Linked DNA regions of Mus musculus: region 2 is linked to region 1. Evidence: chromatin loops called from intact Hi-C (ENCODE). Cell type or tissue: gastrocnemius. All regions are shown on one strand. Links, peaks and the distances in the headings refer to the core of each region. The heading gives the core; the rest is flanking DNA.

Region 1 (10,618 bases), core at 1,535-9,534:
TTGGGTCTTAGCGTCAGCCCCAAGCTTGAACTCCCACTTCACCTATGCTCTCTCTCGGAACTGGCTTGTGCCACCATGCTGCTTGTATGTGGTGCTGGGGAGGGAAACAAAGGGCTTCAAGTGTGCTAAGCGAACACATCAAACCCTGCCAGGCTTCATTGTACGATGTACTGGTTAGTTTTGTGTCAACTTGACACAGCTGGAGTTATCACAGAGAAAGGACCTTCAGTTGAGGAAATGCCTCCATGAGATCCAATGTAAGGCATTTTCTCAATTAATGATCAAGGGGGGAAGGCCCCTTGTGGGTGGGACCATCTCTGGGCTGGTAGTCTTGGATTCTATAAGAGAGCAGGCTGAGCAAGCCAGGTGAGGCAAGCCAGTAAAGAACATCCCTCCATGGCCTCTGCATCAGCTCCTGCTTTCTGACCTGCTTGAGTTCCAGTCCTGACTTCCCTTGGTGATGAACAGTAGTATGGAAGTGTAAGCCGAATAAACCCTTTCCTCCCCAACTTGCTTCTTGGTCATGATGTTTGTGCAGGAATAGAAACCCTGACTAAGACATACGATATGATTCCATCACAGATCTTGGCATGAGTAGAGCGGTTTGAGTCCGATTTAGGACCACAAGGCTCCTGAGAGAGGTTGAGGGAGATGAGACACAGACAAGGTGGAGGTGTGAGGCTGTGACCAGCCAAAGAACACCATTGGCTAGAGGCTGAGCATGAGGACACGCCCCCTCCGGTCTTCTGATGCAGGGATCTCAGCACAGCGAGCTCACTAGGGAGCTTCCAGCCCCCAGAACCGGGAGGGGATGGGTGCACCGGTGCTGTTTTTAATCTCTGTCCCAGCCGATTTGGGAAACAAGCACTCTGAAGATTTGTTCTTGTTTTAATTTCTCCCAAGGAATTCTTTTATTTAGTTAGGGGTTTGTTTGGTTGTTTGGTTTTTGTTTTGATGGTAAAAGATACCATTTTCTGCCACGGTAAGGAAGCTCTCTCCTCCGAGTCTCACTTCCCTGAGTACCTTGATAATGAAGTTGAATTTTGTCCCAGGCCCCTTCTGCATCAACTGTTTTTGTTTTTTGTTTTTGAGGCACGCACGGTTTCTCTGTGTCACCCTGGCTATCCTGGACTAGCTCTGTAGACCAGGCTAGCCTCAAACTCAGAGATCCACCTGCCTCTACCTCTGAGTGCCAGGATTAAAGGCATGCACCACAGCCTAGCTCTTTTATGAGATTTTTATATTATAAAGACTTGAATAAAAACATGGAAGCAGGGCTGGAGACATGATTTAAGAGCACTGGCTGCTCTTCCAGAGGACCTGGGTTCAATTCCAATACCCACATGGCAGCTCACAACTGTCTGTAACTCCTGTTCCAGGGGATTCAATACGCTCACCCAGACACAAGTGCAGTCAAAGCATCAATGTGCATAAGATTTTTTAAAAAAAACATGAAGGAGTAATATATTTTTATTTCTAAAGTTATAATCTGTCAAATTTGCTCACACCAAAGAAAGAAAGAGAGAAAGAAAGAGAGAGAGAGAGAGAGAGAGAGAGAGAGAGAGAAAGGAAGAAAGAAAGAAAGAAAGAAAGAAAGAAAGGAAGGAAGAAAGAAAGAAAGAAAGGAAGAAAGAAAGAAAGATACATAGATAGATAAATGTGTGTAAGCTGACATGTGGGTACTAGGAATTAAACCCAGATCCTCTAGAGCTGTCAGTCCATGGTCTTAGCCTTTGGGTCATCTTTCTAGTCCTTTCTCTTCTTTCTTGAGACAGATTTTCATGTGGCCCAGGCTGGCCTCAAGCTCTATATGTAACTGAGGATGTCCGTCAACTTCTGATCCTCCTGCCTCCGCCTCCCCAGGGCTGTGATCTCAGGCACGAGCTACCACACCTGGCTCTCAGTAGGATACCATCTCTCTCTGAGCTGATGGTGGTAAAGGATAGATAGCGGCATCCTCTGCCACGGTAAGGAAGCTCTCTCCTCCTCCTCTCACTTCCCTGAGTGCCTTGATAATGAAATGAAGTTGGATTTTGTCCCAGGCCCCTTCTGCATCAACTGAGATGGTCACGTGACTCTCCTCCTTTCGTCTAATGACTCGGTACATTACACTGATGATTCCCTCAGTCAAATCGCCCTCTGCACACTTGGGACCAATCCCGCTTGGTCAGGGCATATAATCCTTTTAATGTACTATTGGATTCACTCAGCTGTGGTTTGCCGAAGATTTGTCTTCATTTGTATCTATGAGGAACGTTTGGTCCGTAATTGCCCTTTCGTGTGATGTAATATTGCTCTCCCCAATTCACTCTTGAACACCCAGTTTATGGGATGGTGCGGATTAATCTGAGGATTATCCTACCAGCTGAGCTTCATCTCTAGACGATGTGATGTGATGTGATGTGTGGATGCTCCTTCCAGAATATGCCGAATATAGAGAACAAAGGAGACTTTCTGATGTCGTTCTCTGACACTCTCCACTTTAATTTGTTTGAGACAGGACCTTCTCTCTGTGAATTGAAATTTGCTGTTTCAGAGAGTATGGTGGGCCGACGAGCTCGCTGGAGCCCCCTGTCCTCTAAAGCTGGGATTACAGGCATGTAGGGTCATACCTGCCTTTTAATTGGGTCCTGAAGATTTTAACTCCTGTTTCCCAGCGACCCCTGCTAGTTACCTCTGAGCAATCTTCCCCCTCTTGCTCCGGTGCACGTCTCAGGGGAGAGCAGGGTGCACAGCTCAGGAATGTGCAGTTTGAGGAGGGCTCCTACCGCGAGCACACAGGCTGCTAGCAGAAGTCCCGGAGCCGCCCTGTCTGTCTGCGGACTCTTCCTGAGGCAGCCACTGCGCTGATTTCCCACCACAGCGCCATTCCTGCAGCCTGTGGCAGCATCTGGGGTAGCGTGAATTAGAAAGCAGTGGGGAGGGCTGGCGAGATGATTCAGTGGGTCAGAGCACTGACTGCTTCTTCCAAAGGTCCTGAGTTCAATTCCCAGCAACCACATGGTGGCTCACAACCATCCGTAATGAGATCTGATGCCCTCTTCTGGGGTGTCTGAAGACAGCTACAGTGTGCTTACATATAATAAATAAGTTAACCTTGAGAGAGAGAGAGAGAGAGAGAGAGAGAGAGAGAGAGAGAGAGAGAGATCTCGGAGCATTTGCCATCTCAAATGTGTGTTGGGCGGGGTTGTTTTATTTTGTTTTGTTTTTGTTTTTGATATCGGATCTCGCTGGGTTGCCCAGGCTGGTCTCAGCCTCCCAGGGTCACTCTGTCTCAGCCCCTGAAAACTGGAACTACAGGTTTACAGGACGCCAGCCACCTGTTTTACCTCTGGGTAAACTGAATCTTTTCTGAAATCTGAGGAATGTACCTCCATTATTTCTTCAAATGGAGATTTATATCTCTTTAACTTTATACTCGGGCTACTTGGCCTGCAGTTATCTGAGTGCTGGCATCTGATCTTACACATCACTTGTCTTATTTTCTCTCTCTCTCTCTCTTGTTTCTAAGAGCATTCCTTACCCTGACCCAACTCACTAATTTCTCTGAAGCACTGATTTTATTATGAGCGGTCACCTATTATTGTTACTGCAATCACAACAGACTGTTTTTGTTGTTTGTCTGTTTTGAGACAGAATTTTACTCTGTAACTTAGGCTGGCCCTACACTCACTATGGAGTCCATTCTGTACTCAGAGTAATGGCAATCCTCCTGCTTCAGCCTCCTGAGTGCTGGGATTATAGGCATGTGCTACCTACCTACCATTCCCCTGACAATAACTCTAGTTTTGACACCTGGATTTTTTGTTTTGTTTTGTTTCTGTTTGGGACAGAGTATTATGGCTATTCTTGGTTGTCAACTTGGCTACATCTGGAATGAACTACAATGTAGAAATGGAGGGCAGGGCACACCTGTGAGAGATTTTCTGCTTCTCCATTCTAGTCTGGACCTTTGAGGAAGGAAGGCACACACCTCTCTCCGATCTGGATCTTGTTTGTTTGTTTGTTTGTTTTGTCTTTTGTTTTTTTAAGACAGAGTTTCTCTGTATAGCCCTGGCTGTCCTGGAACTCACTCTGTAGACCAGGGTGGCCTCGCACTCAGAAATCCTTCTGCCTCTGCCTCCCAAGTGCTGGGATTAAAGGCGTGCGCCACCACTTCCCAGCACCCTACTGGATTCTTTAATGGCTTTTATTACTTGATCACTAATATCTTTTGTTTACTAGGCTTATTTTTGCCTGTTTTGAATCTTGCCCACGTCCACCAATGTTCCTATTTCTAACAGAATCTGTAATCCCAATGAGTGGGCTTTCTTTTCAAGTATTTTCTCATTATAACTCTACTAGAGCAGAGGGAAGGGATCCAAGTCTCAGAATCAGGCAGATGGAAGTGGTGGGTGAGCCCGTGGAAGAGCCCCACAGGCCCGAGCACCAGGGAAACACTTCGTCTTTTCATGACATCCAGAGGAGACTTGGAGGAACAGGATGGGAATCAGGGGGTGTCCTTCCCATTGTCCCTGGCTCCTCACTTGCACCTGACCCCCGTATTCTGAGGACGAAGAAGCTGTTTGAGGTGGGCCTGGGGCCGGCACCTCCTACCCAAGGTGTCAGAGTGAGGAGAAACAGCAGGTTCAGGCCCTTTCCTTCCCATTTGATCTTCCCACAGCCCAGCCTCAGCCTCAGCCACTGGCCACAGCCCTGACCACAGCTCCTGGTTCAAATCGGCTTCCTCTCCATTGTCTCTGGGTCGTTCTGGGTGAGGCAGCCAGAGTTATACTAGCCCAGCCTGCTGGTAAGCATGGCTGGGATCCTTTCTGCATTTCTCAAAGTTCTTCACAATACTTTTTCTCTTCCCTGTAGAATATTAGATGTTTTGATGGTATGGCGTTGAGGCGAAGGCTGCCAGGACAACTTAGTCACTCAGGACATGAAACAGCCTTGGTTTGGGGTGGAATTTGTGAAAAGTAAAACAAAAGGTGAAAGGCCAAGCAGAGAAGAAGCAAGACTTGAAATAAGGCACCTCAAAGATCACAACCAGGCCAGGTGTAAGGTGTAATTAATATAAAACCAGAACAGCAAACACAAACCTAGGTCCATTTCTCTCCAGGCAAGGTCCTTCTGGCGGAGGCTGAACATAGCAGTTCTGAGATAGGGTTGCCACCTGGTGGTCAGTATTAAAACTGCAGTCATTTTCTAACCCAGTTCTGTACTTTATCAAAAAATAGGTGACCTGCAGGGCGGTGGTGGTGAATGCCTTTAATCCCAGCACTGGGGAGGCAGAGGCAGGTGGATTTCTGAGTTCGAGGCCAGCCTGGTCTACAAAGTGAGTTCCAAGACAGCCAGGGCTACACAGAGAAACCCTGTCTGGAAAAAACCAAAAGGAAAAAAAAAAATAAATAGGCGACCTAATTTTAAAAATGTATTTACTCCAATATACTCTAATATCATCATTTCAACATTAAACCATTTGAATTTTATTTTGAAATTATGAATTTGATAGTTTGCAAGAGAGTTCTTTGACCCTGAGTATAAGTTGTATCTCTAACACATCTATCTCTATTTACCTGATAACTTCTCATCAAATACACTTGCTCTGTACTTAACTATTACAAAACTTACACTTGGAAGGCAGAGTTGGGGTGGTTGTGGTGTCTCATGTATGGAATCCCAGCACTACAGAGGCTGAGAAGGGTGAGGGGAGTGGGGTTTAGTTGAGCCCAGATTACCCTGAGTTCAAGGGTAATCTGGGGCTGGAGAGATGGCTCAGAGCACTGTGCCCTTCCACCAGACCTGAGCACCCACATGGGGACTCACAACTGTCTGTAATTCTGGTTCCAGGAGACGTGGTGCCCTATTCTGAAGTCAAGGCCAGCCTGGGGTATGTAGGCTGGAGTTACAACATGAACCTGTCTCAAACCAGAAAAAAAACTCAAGGAAAAGAAAAAACAGACTCATATTCCCAAATTCATCCAAATATACATAACAACTAGGGAAAAAAATACCGGCTACCATGTGCACACCTGTAATCCCAGCACTTGAGAGGCAGGTGGAATTTTGTATGTTCGAGATCAGCCTGGTCTAAATAGTAAGTTCCAGGACAGCCAGGGCTAGAGAGAGATCCCGTCTCAAAAACAAAACAAAACAAAACAAAACAAAAACCAAACAAGCCAATTAGGGGCTGCTGTGACTGGCCTGCCTGTTTCCAGTCAGCCCATGTTAATCAGGCCTCGCTCTCATCCCCACTCAGGTGACCTTGCTTTCTACCAGCTGAAAATATATAAACCCAGCAGTCAAGCCTTATCCAGGAAGCGCCTGCGTTCACCCAGGGTACGATGTTACAACAGCGGCTCCTGTACAAGTACTGCAGGAGGTGGAGCTAGCTGTGTTTTGTGGGTGGCAGAGAGCCTTCCGCTGGCCATTCTTTTAAAGAGAATACAGCTGAAGGGCCTGGTCTTGGGCAAGGTCCCACCTCCCTCCTCTGCCGTCAGTGTACAGCAATTAGTTTGTGAGAACTCAAGGACCCTGGTCTCTCAGACTCAAACCCCCGACCATGTTGAAACCTACTTTGTTTCTCTTTGCCTGCCTGGGTTTCTGTTCCCTCCCTCCCTTCTCCAGCCTGGAGCTTAAGATTTCCCTGGTAAGTTTCCTGCAGGTCTCAGGCTACTTCCTTCAAAACTTCAACCACCATGGCTGCGAGTCTCTGGAGCAAAACTACTCAAGACTACGGTAAGGCGGGACTCGGGGCTTGCATGGCTGACTGTGTATGTGGCTCCAGGTGCCCTCCCTTTTTGTGGGGGAAGTGTTGGTAGCTTAAGGTGGCGCTGAGCTCGTCGGATCTTTCCACTGCTGAATCATGATAGGTTTTATTTTGTTTGCTTTGTTTTTCAGACAGGATCTCTGTCGTAGAACTCAGAATGGCTTCCTGCCTCAATTGCTCTTAAAGAGGACCCAGGGTCAGGTTCTTGGTGCCCACATGTCAGCTTACAACCATCTGTAACTTCAGTTCCAGGGGCTCTGGCGCCCTCTTCTGACGTGCAAGGGTACTGCATGCAAAAGGGGCACAGACTTACTTGCAGTCCACACACCCCCTACACATAAATTTTTTTAAAATTAGGAATGAAGTGTGTGTGTGGCGGGGGTGAGAGCATAGATGTGTTTGCAGGGGCCTGACAACCTGAATTTGATCTCAGGAGCACACAAGTCGTAGGAAAGAGCAAATTCCTGAGTGGTCTTCCCTCCGAATGCTTAGATTACCACACCCAAGCCAGGATCCAGACTCAGTGGTGTAAAATTCTGGGTTGATGTAGCCTGAAGCCTCAAGCCTTCAGAGTAGTTGAAAGTGTACCCCTTTTCCCTATCAGAGGCCACGCCCCTTCCCCAGACACCCAAGGACATGCACACCAGCTCTGCGTCTGTGTCTTAGTTCCCAGCTGTCGTAGTGATGTTGCAGGATATTGCAGGATATTCGATCACACCGGATGCCTTTAATCCCCCCAGTACTTGGGAGGTAGAAACAGGTGGATCTCTGTGAGTTCAAGGCCAGCCAGGTTAACATAATGAGCTCCAGGCCAAGCCAGGGCTGTACATTAAGACCTTGACTCTTAAAAACAACAACAAATCCCCAAAACAAAAACAACAAAATGTGCACTTGGGAAATACATGCAAAGGTATGGCGACTTCAAGGTCAGTCTCAGTGTCACAGTAAGACCTTGTGTCAACAAAACTCCATGGCACCTCCCATTTGTCCGGGCTGTCCTTCACTATGGCCAGTCCTGGACACTCCCTCTTGTATATAGCATGGGCAGCAGGTCTTCTCCACTCCATTGCAATCTCCTGCCTATAAAGTCTACTCCAAACCAGTGTCCTGGAAAGCAGTGGGGTTGGTTATGGGTAGGGGCCCTGCAAAAACTGCTGCTGCAGCAGCTGGGGCTCACGAGCAACGCAAGCTCTCCAGGCTCCCAGGCCCAGCCCTGGCCTCCAGACTCAGAGGCAACAGGGGATGGGACTAAGCATCACCTCTCAAGTCCTTTTGGTTGTTCTTTTTTAAATCATGTGTATGTGTGCGTGCACATGTGAGTGCAGGAGCCCTCAGAGTCCAGAAGGAGGAACTGAACCCTTGGAGCTGCAGTTAAACGTGCTTGTGAGCCACCTGACACGTGTGCTGAGAACCAGGGTCCTCGATAAGAGCAGCAAATGTTCTCACCGCCACCTCTCCAGCCCTGACTTAGCATTTTAGGTGTGTGTGATTCGTGCACAGGTTTGAAAATCGCTGACCTCCATAAGAACAGGGTACCTGTATTCCTCAGTGAATTTTTGTGTAATTGTATCAGTGTTTGGTAGAGTGTTGCACTCTCCCATGTCCTTGGGATTTGCTGCCCCTGAGTCGGCTTCCTTCTTGTTGAACTCTGCAGGCTTGTAAATGTCTTCTGAATTGACCCCGCAATCTGCCAGTCTTCTGTCTGAAAACACCGTCTTCAAGTTTACTTTAGATGAATCATGTCTTCCCAGTCTCTGGCTGTGTATTATTCTCATTCTCTTACTTGACATTCATCTTTTAAAAAGAGACTGTGCTGTGTATATAGTTTGGTATTTAAAAAAAAAACCACTTGATTTAATATGGTTCATTTAGATGTATCTCATATATAGGATATATATGTGTGTGTGTGTATATATATATATATATATATATATATATATATATATATATATGTCCTACATATGGAAAATAAAAATATATATACACATTTTGAGACAGGGTCTCACTATGTAGACCAGACTAGCCTTGCAGAGATCTACCTGCCTCTGCCTCCCAAGTGCTGAGATTTAAAGGTGTGCCCACCACACCCATTTTTGAGGCAAGTTTTTGTTTTTGTTTTTGTTTTTTTAGGTTTACTTCTTTATGTCTATGAGTACATTGTAGCTATCTTCAGACACACCAGAAGAGGGCATCAGATCCCATTACAGATGATGCTGGGAATTGAACTGAGGATCTCTGGAAGAGCAGCCAGTGCCATCTCTCCAGCCTCCTTGAGGCAAGTTTTTAAGGCTTGGCCAGTGCCTCAAGCTGACATGAGTCTGGCTGGAGTTATGTGTATACTGAAAGACTACTGGGGGGTGGGGTGTATAGGGAAGACAGGCCTGTCTAAAAGGAAGGTGCAAGCAGCCCTGCAGCCCATGGTCCAGGTAAGCTGCTGTGTAACTAGATAGGGGAGTTCTTCCGTAAGAGGCAAACAGGTACTGAAAGTTTGCATGAATGGGAACTCAAGAGAAAGCATGTAAAGGTGGAAGGGTCTGGGATGCGTCAGGACCACAGCTTTCCCTGTGGCCCTCAGGCCCTGGACCACCTTATGAGATCTACCCAACAACTGTAGTGTACTAAACAGCCCAGCAGGAAAGACTTTAGCAATGGGAGGCTGAAAGTCTTTTGGTACTTCGGGCTTTAAAGAATAATGAGGCCTTCAAAGAAAATTTTAGGATTCTCCAGGACAGTGTGACAGGGGTGGTTTCAGTCAGTGTCCAGAAATGAAGGTATTCCAGACTTTGGGCAAGTACTTACTGAGTGAAGTACAGGGTCCACCAAAGAGGTGACAGGAAGGGCCTTTGAGGACCTAGACTGCTCTGGGCCATCATTCAGGACAGACCGGGTGTTGGAGTGTCATGAGAGACTCTGGAGTTTCAGAAAGCCTCAACTCTACAACTTGCCTTTGGGAGACTCAGCAAGGACCAGAAAAATGGAAGAAAAGATATTTATCATAGAGATCACATAGGCCACAAGGGGGTAAAGTGGGTTCCTTGGAGCCTGCTATCAAGAACCAGTGAGATAGTCTGGGGACTGGGCGAGACAGGAAAGGAGAGTGATGGTGGAAAAAGGCACTATCAATAAGGGATGTAATTTTGGCCCCTATCACAGCTGAGCGGCTGAGTGTGACATCCTCCGGTGGAGCTGGTCTGCTCTCACAGTGAGAGGGACGTTGTTACTTTCAATGCAGCTCTACTGTGTAGACTGGACATGGTCCCAGGAGAGGATTGTAGCCCAGCATTTTGGGCATCCTGGTTGACAGGCTGACAGGCAAGAGCCCTCAGATGGAAAGTTGAGTTTGTCCTTTTAGACAAGGACTGGGTGACTGTGAGAGAGCACTGGGATTTCCTGGGAAGTGCCTGGCTCAAGCAGTTGCTGCAGCCACATACAGACAGGACCGGCCAGTCATCATTCCTCTTGCAGTTGGAGCCTTTTAGATTAGAAAGCTCTCGAATATTAAAGACCTTGAAAGCTGTGTTTAACAAGCGGAAGTGAGAGAACCTTGGGTCCTAAGTTCGGGAAACTTTATCTAACATTTGGAGAGGGAGCTTCCCTGGTTTATGAAAGGTATAGCAGGGGCAGCTTGCTCCTGCTGTCTGGATGCAGATTCATACACTTGTGCAGTGTTAACTAGCTAGATTTAAGGAGTATAGGCTTCTTGGAAACTCCGTTGTTTGTGGTTATCTCCTTTAAGCAGGTCATCATATGGTCTCAACAGGTCCTTTCCCCTATTGTTTCTGATGCCAGTAGTCTGACTGGACCAGTGGGACTCCGTACTAGACATAGCAATGGAGCCTGGCCTGACTGTACCTGGGTTGAACA
Region 2 (10,618 bases), core at 771-8,770, 160 kb before region 1:
GAGTTCACTATGTAGACCAGGCTGGCCTCAAAGTCACAGAGATCCACCTGCCTCTGCCTCCTGAGTGCTGGGATTAAAGGCGTGTGCCGCTAAGACCAGCTTGTTGGTATTTTGTTTGATTGGTTTATTTTGGGGGGAGTTATTTTGGCTGTTTTAAGTAAGAACCACATGCCTAGAATTCTCAGACCCCTCACTTATTTAAAACTATAATATAAAAGCTGTAGTGCTATAATTTAGAGGCACTGAGAACAGAATTCAAGCAATAATTTTATAAGTTTATTTTCTTTGACAGTAACAGGTTAGATTTAGATGTGGTCTGATAATACAGTTTCCTCTGGGTTTATTGCTTTCAAAAGCAGCACCTGTTTCCCAGTTGTTGTATTCTTCCCTCTCTGTGTGTGGTAAGATCATAGAACCCCTCGATGATGCTGGAGTCCTCAAATTCTCATGTCCCATATATAAAATGACACGGAGTCAGTATATAACTGTCTTAGTCAGGGTTTCTATTCCTGCACAAACATCATGACCACGAAGCAAGTTGGGGAGGAAAGGGTTTATTTGGCTTACACTTCCATACTGTTGTTCATCACCAAGGAAGTCAGGACTGGAACTCAAGCAGGTCAGAAAGCAGGAGCTGATGCAGAGGCCATGGAGGGATGTTACTTACCTGCTTGCTTCCCCTGGCTTGCTCAGCCTGCTCTCCTATAGAACCCAAGACTACCAGCCCAGGGATGGTCCCACCCACAAGGGGCCCTCCCCCCTTGATCACTAATTGAGAAAATGCCTTACAGTTGGATCTCATGGAGGCATTTCCTCAACTGAAGCTCCTTTCTCTGTATTGGTTGATCCATAGAATATAATCCACTAATACACAGTGTTGCCTATTTTTGTCCAGTGAAAATACAGGGCAGACTTTTGAAAAATTGAAGTTTTGTATTTTTGGTTTTATAAATAGTATGGAGCACAACTCTTTTTTTTTTTTTTTTAAGATTTATTTTATTATTATACATAAGTACACGGTAGCTGACTTCAGACAGATCAGAAGAGAGCATCAGATCTCATTAAGGGTGGTTGTGAGCCACCATGTGGTTGCTGGGATTTGAACTCAGGACCTTCGGAAGAGCAGTCAGTGTTCTTACCCAGTGACCATCTCTATAGCCCCGGAACACAACTCTTAAACTTTGTTTAGACTGGGTCTCGGTGTAGCCCAGACTGTTCTGGGAACTTTCTATGTATCCTAAAGTGGATGAAGTTGTGATAATCTATCTGCTCAGCCTCCTAAGTGCTGAGACTATGTGCATAAGCTCCCCCGCCCAGCAACACTTATATTTAATTATTTTATGTGTGTGGGCCTTTTGTCTGGGTGTATGTCTGTGTGCCGTATACACACTTGGTGCCTGAAGGTGTCAGAGCCCCTGGAACTGCAGTCACAGCAGTTCTGAGCCACCGTGCAGGTGCTGGGGATAGAACCCAGGTCCTCTGGATGAACATTCGGAGCTTGTAGCTTCGGAGTCATCTCTCCAATACCAAAGTCACTCATTTGAAAATTTTTCTAAAAACATTTTCTTTTTTGAGGTATCTTTAGAGCAGTGTTGTAAGAACAGGATTACAGTGAATGCCCACATGGTGGACACTCTCACTCAGGTTCATCCATGTTCAGTGTTCTGCCTGTCCTTATGTGAAGGTGTGGGCATGCCTGTCACAGCGTGTGTATGAAGGCCAGAGGACAGCTTGTGACAGTTGCTTCTCTTTCCTCCACGGGGTCCTCAGGAGTCAACTCAGTTTGCCAGGTTTGGCAACCTTTACCTACTGAGCCATCTTGGCAAATCTTGATATAAATGATTCACCTTGACAGTTGGACTGTCCTTTTTAATGCAGTGATTATAATGGCTAAGTGTGAATAATGTGACCTGTCCAACTGATGTCCTGATGCTCATAGTTACTGTACCTCCTGTCTTAAGTCAATAACAGGTGGCTTTTGTTTAACAGATAGTTTGAAGGCCGTATTTTGAGTAGATCTATGTATGATTATGTTACAGCCTTTTAGGCCCCAGTTATCCCATTGATAGTCTTTCTAGTTGTTCTCACGCAATCAGGACCCAGTTCAAGATTAAATAATGCATTTGGTGTTTTCAGGGGGCAGACCATTTGTATTGGAGAATCAATTTAGATTATTGCTTGCCTGGCATGTTTAGTTTCCAATTAATCACCTTAGATTAGAAGTTCTCCGCCTTCCTGATGCCGTGACATTAGGAATATAGCTCCTCATGTTGGTGAGACCCTAACCATTGCTACTTCATAACTAATGTTGCTACTGTTATGAACTGTAACATAAATATTTGATATGCAGGATACCTGGTATGTGACCCTGTGAAAGGGTTGTTGACTCCACCTTCCACCCCCAGGGGTTGTGACCCACAGGTTGAGAACCACTGCATTAAACAAAACTGCGCTGGCAGCACTAGCTATTCAGTATCCCAGCATTAGTGTTGAGCTGAAGAACATGGGCAGCATCTGTCAGAACTCCCCATTGTAAGGCACTCCCGGTAATTAGTCACTTTGAGATCTGTCACATAATTATTGATGATATGAATTAGTAATGGATTTTGCCTTTCAAAAATCATACTACAGCTATCCAATACGGAACTACAGAACATTAACAGAAGACCATCAATGTTTAGCAATGGGTCCCAGAGGCTGTGTTGTGTGCCTTTAATCTTAGCATTTGGATGGCAGAGGCAGGCAGATCTTTGTGAGTTTGAGGCCAGCATGGGGTACAGAGTGAGTTTCAGGACAGCTAGGATTATGCAAAAAACCGTCTCAATAAACCAAAAAAGAAAAAGAAAAGGAATGAAGCAAAACTTTTTTGGACATGGCAGGGCATTTGCACATGAGAAAGCGCAGCAGCTGTGACAGCATGCACACAACCTGCACAGGACCATCCAGTCAGAGTCCCAGTGTGGGAAGTGGGTCACAGAGTTGAACTAACTAAGAAGCTGCTGGCCATTGATGGCTGCTGAGAGAGGCAGGGCCAGTTTTCTTTAAGGATGTGGCCCCTGAAAGACTACCTATGTTTCAGTAGGTTCCCTATACCCGGGCTTACATTAGCAGCACTGAGTGGGCTCTCTGGGTTTTAAGAAAGAAAAAATAAATACACAAGGAAGTTGGGAGTGGATATGATAGAGCGGTGGTAAGAGAGTGTCTAGAAGAGAGGAAGTGGGGATAAACTTAGTCAAATCACATTAAATGCCTATATGAAAATGTAGAGTGTATTAACATACCACAGAAAATACAAGTTAAAAGCCAAGACATTTAGAGGCAGAGTTGAGGACCGGCCAAGTCCATAGAGCAAGTTCCATCTAGGACAACAAGGTGAGACTGTCGCAAAGCCTGTGTTGGCTTAGATCACTTCGCACATGTAGAGATCTACAGGACGGTCTTAATAAAGAACAAAATCAGCTGGATTACTGTTGCTTTGAGAAATCAGTAAATTTCTCATGAAATTATGAATTTCATAAATTTGTTTATAAATGTTAACATTTAACATGTCCCTGATTTTCTTTCTTTCTTTCTTTCTTTCTTTCTTTCTTTCTTTCTTTCTTTCTTTCTTTCTTCTCCTTCTCCTTCTCCTTCTCCTTCTCCTTCTCCTTCTCCTTCTCCTTCTCCTTCTCCTTCTCCTTCTCCTTCTCCTTCTCCTTCTCCTTCTCCTTCTCCTTCTCCTTCTCCTTCTCCTTCTCCTTCTCCTTCTCCTCCTTCTCCTTCTCCTTTCTTCTTCTTCTTCTTTTTTTTGATTTTTCAAGACAGGGTTTCTCTGTGTAGCCCTGGCTGTCCTGGAACTCACTCTGTAGACCAGGCTGGCCTTGAACTCAGAAATCCGCCTGCCTCTGCCTCCCGAGTGCTGGGACTAAAGGTGTGCACCACCACGCCTGGCTTGATTATTTTTCTTTTTTGAGATAGAATCTAATGTAGCCCAGGCTGACACTGAACTGAGTCTGGCCTGTTGCTTCCCAGGTGTAGGGATTACATTCATGTGATACTACTCTTGACTTTTTTGTTTGCTTTTTGAGACAGGGTTTGTCTGTAGCCCTGGCTGTCCTAGAACTCACTCTGTAGATCAGGCTGACCTCACTCAGAGGTCCACCTGCCTCTTTGCCTCCTGAGTCCTGGGATCAAAGGCGTGCTCTCTCTCTCCACTTTTGTAAATATTGAAGTACTCAGGGAGCCTGCATGTGTACAGTTTGTCAGAAGAGGGCAGCACCATCTGTCAAATAAAACAGGATAAAAGCACTTTCTTTTCATTAAGTACACACTCAACACATGCATCTTGTTTATAGTTCTTAGTAAAACATAGTCATTTAAAAACATTATATATTATTGAGATTTGTAACAGAACAAGTGAGTGTCTTCTCAAACTCCTTCCCCATAAAGAATACAAAAGCAGGCTGGAGAGATGGCTCAGCGTTTAAGAGCACTGACTGCTCTTCCAGAGGTCCTGACTTCAATTCCCAGCCACATAGTGGCTCACAGACGTCTGTAATGGGATCCAGTGCCCTTTTCTGGTGTGTCTGAAGACAGCTACAGTGTACTGATATACATAAAATAAATAAATCTTAAAAACAAACAAAGGAACAAACAAGAAGACTAGAAAAGCTTGCTAAGGCCCGTGGTGGCGGTCCACTCCTGTACACGAGCCCTTGGGAAGAGGAAGCAGGCCGATCAAAGCCAACCTGGAGCATGCATGTCTAATTGTTATATACAACCGTTATATTATATGTTACATATGTTATACATAGTATATATATTTAAACCTGTTAATAGTTGCTGTGTTGGCCAGACTTTGTTCATTTGGTTTTTTTGAGACAAGATTTTTTTAGGCTGGCCTCAAACTCAGATCCACCTTCCTCTGTCTCCCAAGCACCAGAAGTAAAGATGTGTGCCACCACTGCCAGGCTATTGGCAAGACTTTTTTTAAAAAAGCACATTATTTAAAATACCATAAAGAACTTTCTTGAAGGATCTTAGGAGATTTGAACTTTGACTACCCAGGCACAAACTTGGTGTTTGTCTTTGAGCATATCTTTTAATTTCTTGACATCTTTGTTTCTTTCCTTTTTTGTCATCACTGCATCTTTAAGAAGTATGAGAGAGCTAATGGGAGAAGTTTCTAAGTGTGAGAATGAGGGAATGTGAGCTTGAAGTTAGTCGTCTAGTTTCTCTGACTTTGTTGTCATGTTTTGTTTGTCTTTCCTCAGCGAGAGCTATGTAATTCTTTCAGCCTTGGGGAAGGGAGGAAGATGACCACTCTTACCCTTTTCTCTGGCACAGCCAGCTGACCCTGTGAGCTCAGATTTTCCTAAATGATTCACCTTTTGGAAAACTTCAGTCATGGGGAAGTTCCATCCAAATAAAGACTTTTCAGGAAGTTGAGTGAGTGAAAATGAAGTTAAAATGGAATTTCTATAGAAAAACAGGTGGATTAATTATTGCTAATAATAGCCTTTTCCTATCAGGAGTCCCTCTCATGCATGAGATGATGATAAGAACCATTCTCTTATTTAAAAGTACTGTGATAGCTAAATCCTTTACTGCTTCCTAAAAGTGAAGTTACTTTCTGGCCCCAGGGGAGGCTGAGCACAGGAGCGGGCCAACTTGGAGCTCTCTTTGAGAGCCTGTCTTGGAAAACAAAATAGCAGAAAGAATGGAGTTGCTCTGGGGATGTGACCAGCAGAGAGCAGTCTGCTGTTTCTTTGTGTCAGCTATCAGGGTCCTTAAGAAGTACCTCAGGCTACACAGTGTTTCCCGGTTGGTGCTGTAGACACTGGCAGGGAGATTAAGAACGGCATTCCCAATTGGTGTGTGTCATGGATTGTCGTGTTGCTTTTGTTGTTGCTGTGTTTCTGGACTCTGAGTTTCTAGTGGCAGAAGCCATATCGTGTTTCTTCATGTGTCCCGTTGCATCTGGAGTGCTTTCCAGAACTTGTTTACCTACGCGTCTATCAGTCTTGAGTCTTGTCAGCCCTGCTATAAAACAAGAGTAACAAAGGCAAACCTAAGTTCATGCTTGCTGCTTTCTTCCCTTTGTTACTTGGGCCACTTGTTGTTCATATCCTGGCATTCTTAAAGTTCAGCTGTGATAGTGACCCTTTGAAATTTGCTGTGTCAGTCAGGTATTGTGTGGCTCTCTGCTGAAGCTCATCCTTCAATTCTAGGCTTTTTATTGTTATATTTTTCCCTTTTCCTGAAGTGTGTATTATTTGAATTTAGACTAGGCTGTACTATAGTTGGGCAACAGCTGTTCCTCAGTAGCAGGCAGTCAAGTGTCTATTCCTTGGTAGTACTATGAACACTATGGGTTGGTTAGCACTTGGCCTTGTCCCTCAGCCCTCTGGCATATACAGCCTGTAAAGGTGGTTTTGCACTTAATTCCTTTAGTTTCAGGATGGGGCTTTATTCATCATGCCTGTCCTCCTTTGGAACTCATTTTCTCTGAATGTACTGGATCCCTCAGGATCAGCAGTGGTGGGACACGGCCCATGTTTTGATGTAAGAAAGGCTTTGTTGTTCCTAATGCAGACTTTGAGCTGGTTGTGGCTGCCTGCCTCCTCTCTTCCACCTTTGATCATTAAATTTAATTAGCCTTTCTAGGGTTCTGTAAAACAAATCAGCTTTCTTGTTGTCATCCATTCCACATGGCTACAAGCTCCAGAGATCAGAGGAAGCCGGTTAGTACTTCCAGACTTGCTGCTCTTTTTTTTGAGTCAGAATCTCATTTGCCTGAGGATGGCCTTGACCTCCTGCACTGCTGCTCACTGTCCTTGTGTGAAGATGTCGCAGGCATGTACTACCATGCCCAGCTGGTGTGTTGCCTTCTCAAAGTTATATGGACGTCTTTCTCTGTTGTTCCTCTACTTATTACTGTTGTGGAGTTGGCCGAATTTATTTGTCACTGTTAGTAGGACTTTTGCAGGAAGGAGACGGTAAAACTGTGTTAGTTCTTCATTAATCTCTCTAGTCTTCTCTACAAGACAAGGACGCCCAAAGGATCTATCCTGAGTCTGGTATTTGAGTTCAGCATTAATCCCAAAGATTTTGATGCAGGTTTACTTTGGGTATTGATTTAGCAGAATAACAGATGACCCTAAAATTTACTAGCTTGCATGAAGCAGCTAGCTGCTCTATTGCAGTTTCTCACGGTTCCAGAGGCCTCTAGGTCCAGCTAGGCAGTTGCTCAGCCTCTCTTGTTCCCTTTAGCCAGTGTTGGGACCATCTTAAACAGCACTTCCTTCTTGTCCTGATGCTTAAGAACTCAGATACCTTTATGCTAGGAGTGGTTCCTCAGAATTCCAGGTCTGTGCCTTTCCATGCGATCTGTGCTGTCTAGTGGATGGAGTTCTAAAGATACATTCTCAGGGAAGAAAGGCTGCAGGCCTGGAGTACAGAGTCACTTTACAGCCACTTGCACAGAACTCTCTTAGGTGACAGTCATAAAACCCCATCCAGTTTGAAGGAATTTGCTTGATGCTCTGGAGGAGCACATGGGACAGGAAATGTGTGACAGCCTGTTTGGAAAATAAACACAATCTGTTGGCAGAATTTTCACTAGCGTTGCTGTGTAGACTCCGGAGAGTTGAATAAGTCGAGTAACTGCTTAGATTTCAGTTTTAATCCTTAGGGATGTAAATGAGCTTCTTGTCAGGATGACAGTGCTGTAGGCAAACCTTCCCAGTATCAGCTATAAGCAGCTGTAGGTAAGCATTGGGCTGTTGCTGGTATGTCTCCACTGTTGCTGGTGTGTCTCCGCTGTAGCTGGACTTTGGTTTGTCTCAGCTTGGCTCCACACTTAACTTTGTGCCACTTACAGAACACACAGTATTAAGTACAGCAGAGAGGTAGCCTTTGTTAGGAAATGTATCCTTGAAGGTGGTAGAGACTGGTATACTCTCACAGATGGATTTTATAGGATTTATTCTATCATTTTTGGCTAATCTTTGGTTGCATATTTATAATACATTAACTGTAGTTTTGGATCTGCCTACTGGTAGATTGGAATTTAAGGAAAATTCCTCAAATGTTTTTGTTGCTCTGGCATGTCAAAACAGGCATCACATATTTCTCCTCTTTACCTGGAATATGGGGCACCTTAAGTTTGTTTGTTTGTTTCTTTCTTTCTTTTGAACTTTTTGTGGGATGCAGTGCTTTCAGTTTGAATTGAGGTAGGATTGTTTCACATTCTGACACTCCCTAGGCAGTTCTACTTTGCCCAGTTTAAAGAAAGTGCGTTTTTTGTCTTGGTGTTTTAGGTGCAGGGCAGGAAGGAGCTTCCGTGGGGTATTTCCATTTGTTTGCCTTTCTTCATGAAACGATGGCAGTGCTTTTGTCCCTGTGTCCCATCTCCACCTCACTGTTCATTGGCCGTCTGAGTCAGTGCTGATCTGGGTAGTGAGGAAGAGTGCAGGCAGAGAGTGCAGGCAGGGTCTCTGTAGATCCGTGTTAGTAACCAAGTGACCTGAGACGGGGGTGGGGTGTGTGTGGAGGGAGTCTTCATGCTGGCAGGTGGAATGGGAGATTTGAAGGTGAACATTGAACTACATTTGTTGTTTTGTTTGTTAGTATCAGTCTGGGAAAATGCCTATTTATAGAACTGTTAGAGTGAACTTTAATCATAAGACTCAGTGGCCAGAATTTATTGAAAACTCAGTGGTATGTTCCTAGTTTTCATTTATTTCATTTGCTATAATTTTTGCTTCCTTTTTAAAAAACCTATTAATTTTATGTACATTGGAATTGCTGGCATGTATGTTTGTGTAAGGGTGGATCCTTTAGAGCTGCAGTTACAGACAGTGGTGAGCAGCCATGTGGGAGCTGGGAACTGAACCTGGGTCCTCTAGAGGAGCAACCAGTGCTCTTAACTGCTGAGCCATCTCTCTATCCCCCCAGTTTTTGTTTCTTATCCCATTTGTAAGCTTGTTTCTCTTTCCTTGAACTAGGGTGACTAAGGAAGTAGATGCTGCGTCTAAGGAAGCGAAGTCTTTCCTCAAGCAAACAGAGAGAGAAAAACCGCAGGCTCTTGTCACTTCACCAGCGACACCACTCCCTGCTGGGTCAGGGTGAGTATGTGCCTCCGTCCCAGGTGTAGTTGGCACACTGGGAAAACTGTTAGCTGTGCGAGGACTGGCTTCTAACTGCTGCTGTCTCTACTTCATTGTGATATAGGGAATGAAACTCTGCCTTGACAGAAGTATTTATTTACCCAGATGGAGTTTGCTAGAAAAATTAGCATGGATTACTTATTTAATAATCCCAGCCTGAAAGAAGCTAACCATAAAGCTGAACATGTAAATTGCATACCTAAAAATTATTACTTTTGCATGACAATATTAGCAGTTCACCAGAACGTTTAATACATTTTGAATTGAGTACTTAGTTCCAACCCCCTGATGGCAAAGGAGCATCAGAAGGTCATGTGGGCACAGAGATCTACATCTGTGGTCCCAACTACGTGGAGACTGAGATAGGTAGATCACCTAGGCATCAGAGTGAGCCCCTATCAAAGAAAACAGTCAAAAAATTATTTAAAAAAAAAAAAGTTCTTTTGATCTTTCCGTACAGTATTTTAGTTGAAGATTAGAATTCCTTTCTCTTTGAGAAAGCAAAAGTTCCTACCTTAACATCTGTAAAAAGGAAATAAGAGGCGCCCAAGGCTGTAGGCTCTAAGGAAATGGCCGTAGACTTCATCACAGGGCATCTTTGACCAGCCAGCAGGGAGTTCTGAGTAGGCCAGGCTTCTACTAAAGCTGATTTCTGTGACCTTTTAGATGGGGACTGTCACCTCATTAAACATAGTCACCTTTGTTTTGAACAGGAAAGTTGGTGTTTGTTTGTTTGTTTTTAAGACAGAGTTGTACTGTATAGGCATGGCTTTGCCCTGAGTTAACTATGTAGACCAGGCTAGTGCCAAACTTATCAAAATCTATCTATCTCTTCCTCTTGAGTGTTGGGATTAAAGGTGTGGGTTACCATACCTGGCAAACAGGAAAGTTTTATTTTTTACATTTCTCCCATTAAAAATCCACCAGATTTCCTATTAAACTGTGTAGGTAAATTTCCATCTCTAGCCTGGCTCTGAATAATGGTGTTAAAGTGGTGTACATTGTAAGTGAGGGTACACTTACCTAGCAGAATTGATGACAACGGTATATTCAAGTCATTTATTTATGTGAGAAATGGTTCCAGGGAGACCCAGAGAGTGGGGTGAAAGGAAGAGAGGCCTCTCTCAGATACTGCTAACTAACTGCCTTTTTTGTTACATATCAGTGGTATTGATTGTCCTGAAGACTGGCTAAGCAGACTCTTTCTAAACAAATCTGGGCTGACTGGATATCATCAGCATAGGACAGTCTCTTTAAATTGAAGAGGATTCCTCCCAAACCTGAGCTGTACAGTCCTGGCATAGCCAAGGGTCAACATGGAGGCTCTGCTGACAAAAGGGCTGAGAAGGGTGACTACAGGAGGAGGGAGCCATCCTCAGGCTGCACGGAAGAGCTCCTGGGGTAGAGGGCAGCTGGGGAAAGGTGCTGTCACTGGCAGCTATTCTAGTGACTTTCTTACACAGGGGGAA

Evidence for each region. Peaks named below come from ENCODE experiments on the same cell type or tissue, not always from the same donor. Only the 100,000 strongest peaks of a DNase experiment are listed, where the experiment ranks them.
Region 2: it touches region 1 in a loop (7-fold over the local background); 23 of 42 quality-filtered maps call a loop at or near these places.

The regions. Positions count from the first base shown.
Region 1 is chr8:111,672,820-111,683,437 of GRCm38, reverse strand. No RefSeq gene overlaps it. Among named protein-coding and RNA genes, the nearest start is that of Mir7076, 12 kb to the left of the region's middle. In gastrocnemius, for the core only: CTCF peaks have their summits at 2,596, 5,155 (motif pointing left) and 7,020 (motif pointing left); DNase peaks (open chromatin) are centred at 5,161 and 7,005.
Region 2 is chr8:111,829,359-111,839,976 of GRCm38, reverse strand. Cfdp1 (craniofacial development protein 1) reads left to right here. Exons shown (of 7, transcript NM_011801.2): 5 at 8,988-9,107. Among named protein-coding and RNA genes, the nearest start is that of Cfdp1, 20 kb to the left of the region's middle. In gastrocnemius, for the core only: CTCF peaks have their summits at 4,240 (motif pointing right) and 5,724 (motif pointing right); no DNase peak of the experiment used is centred there; H3K27ac peaks cover 4,335 bases.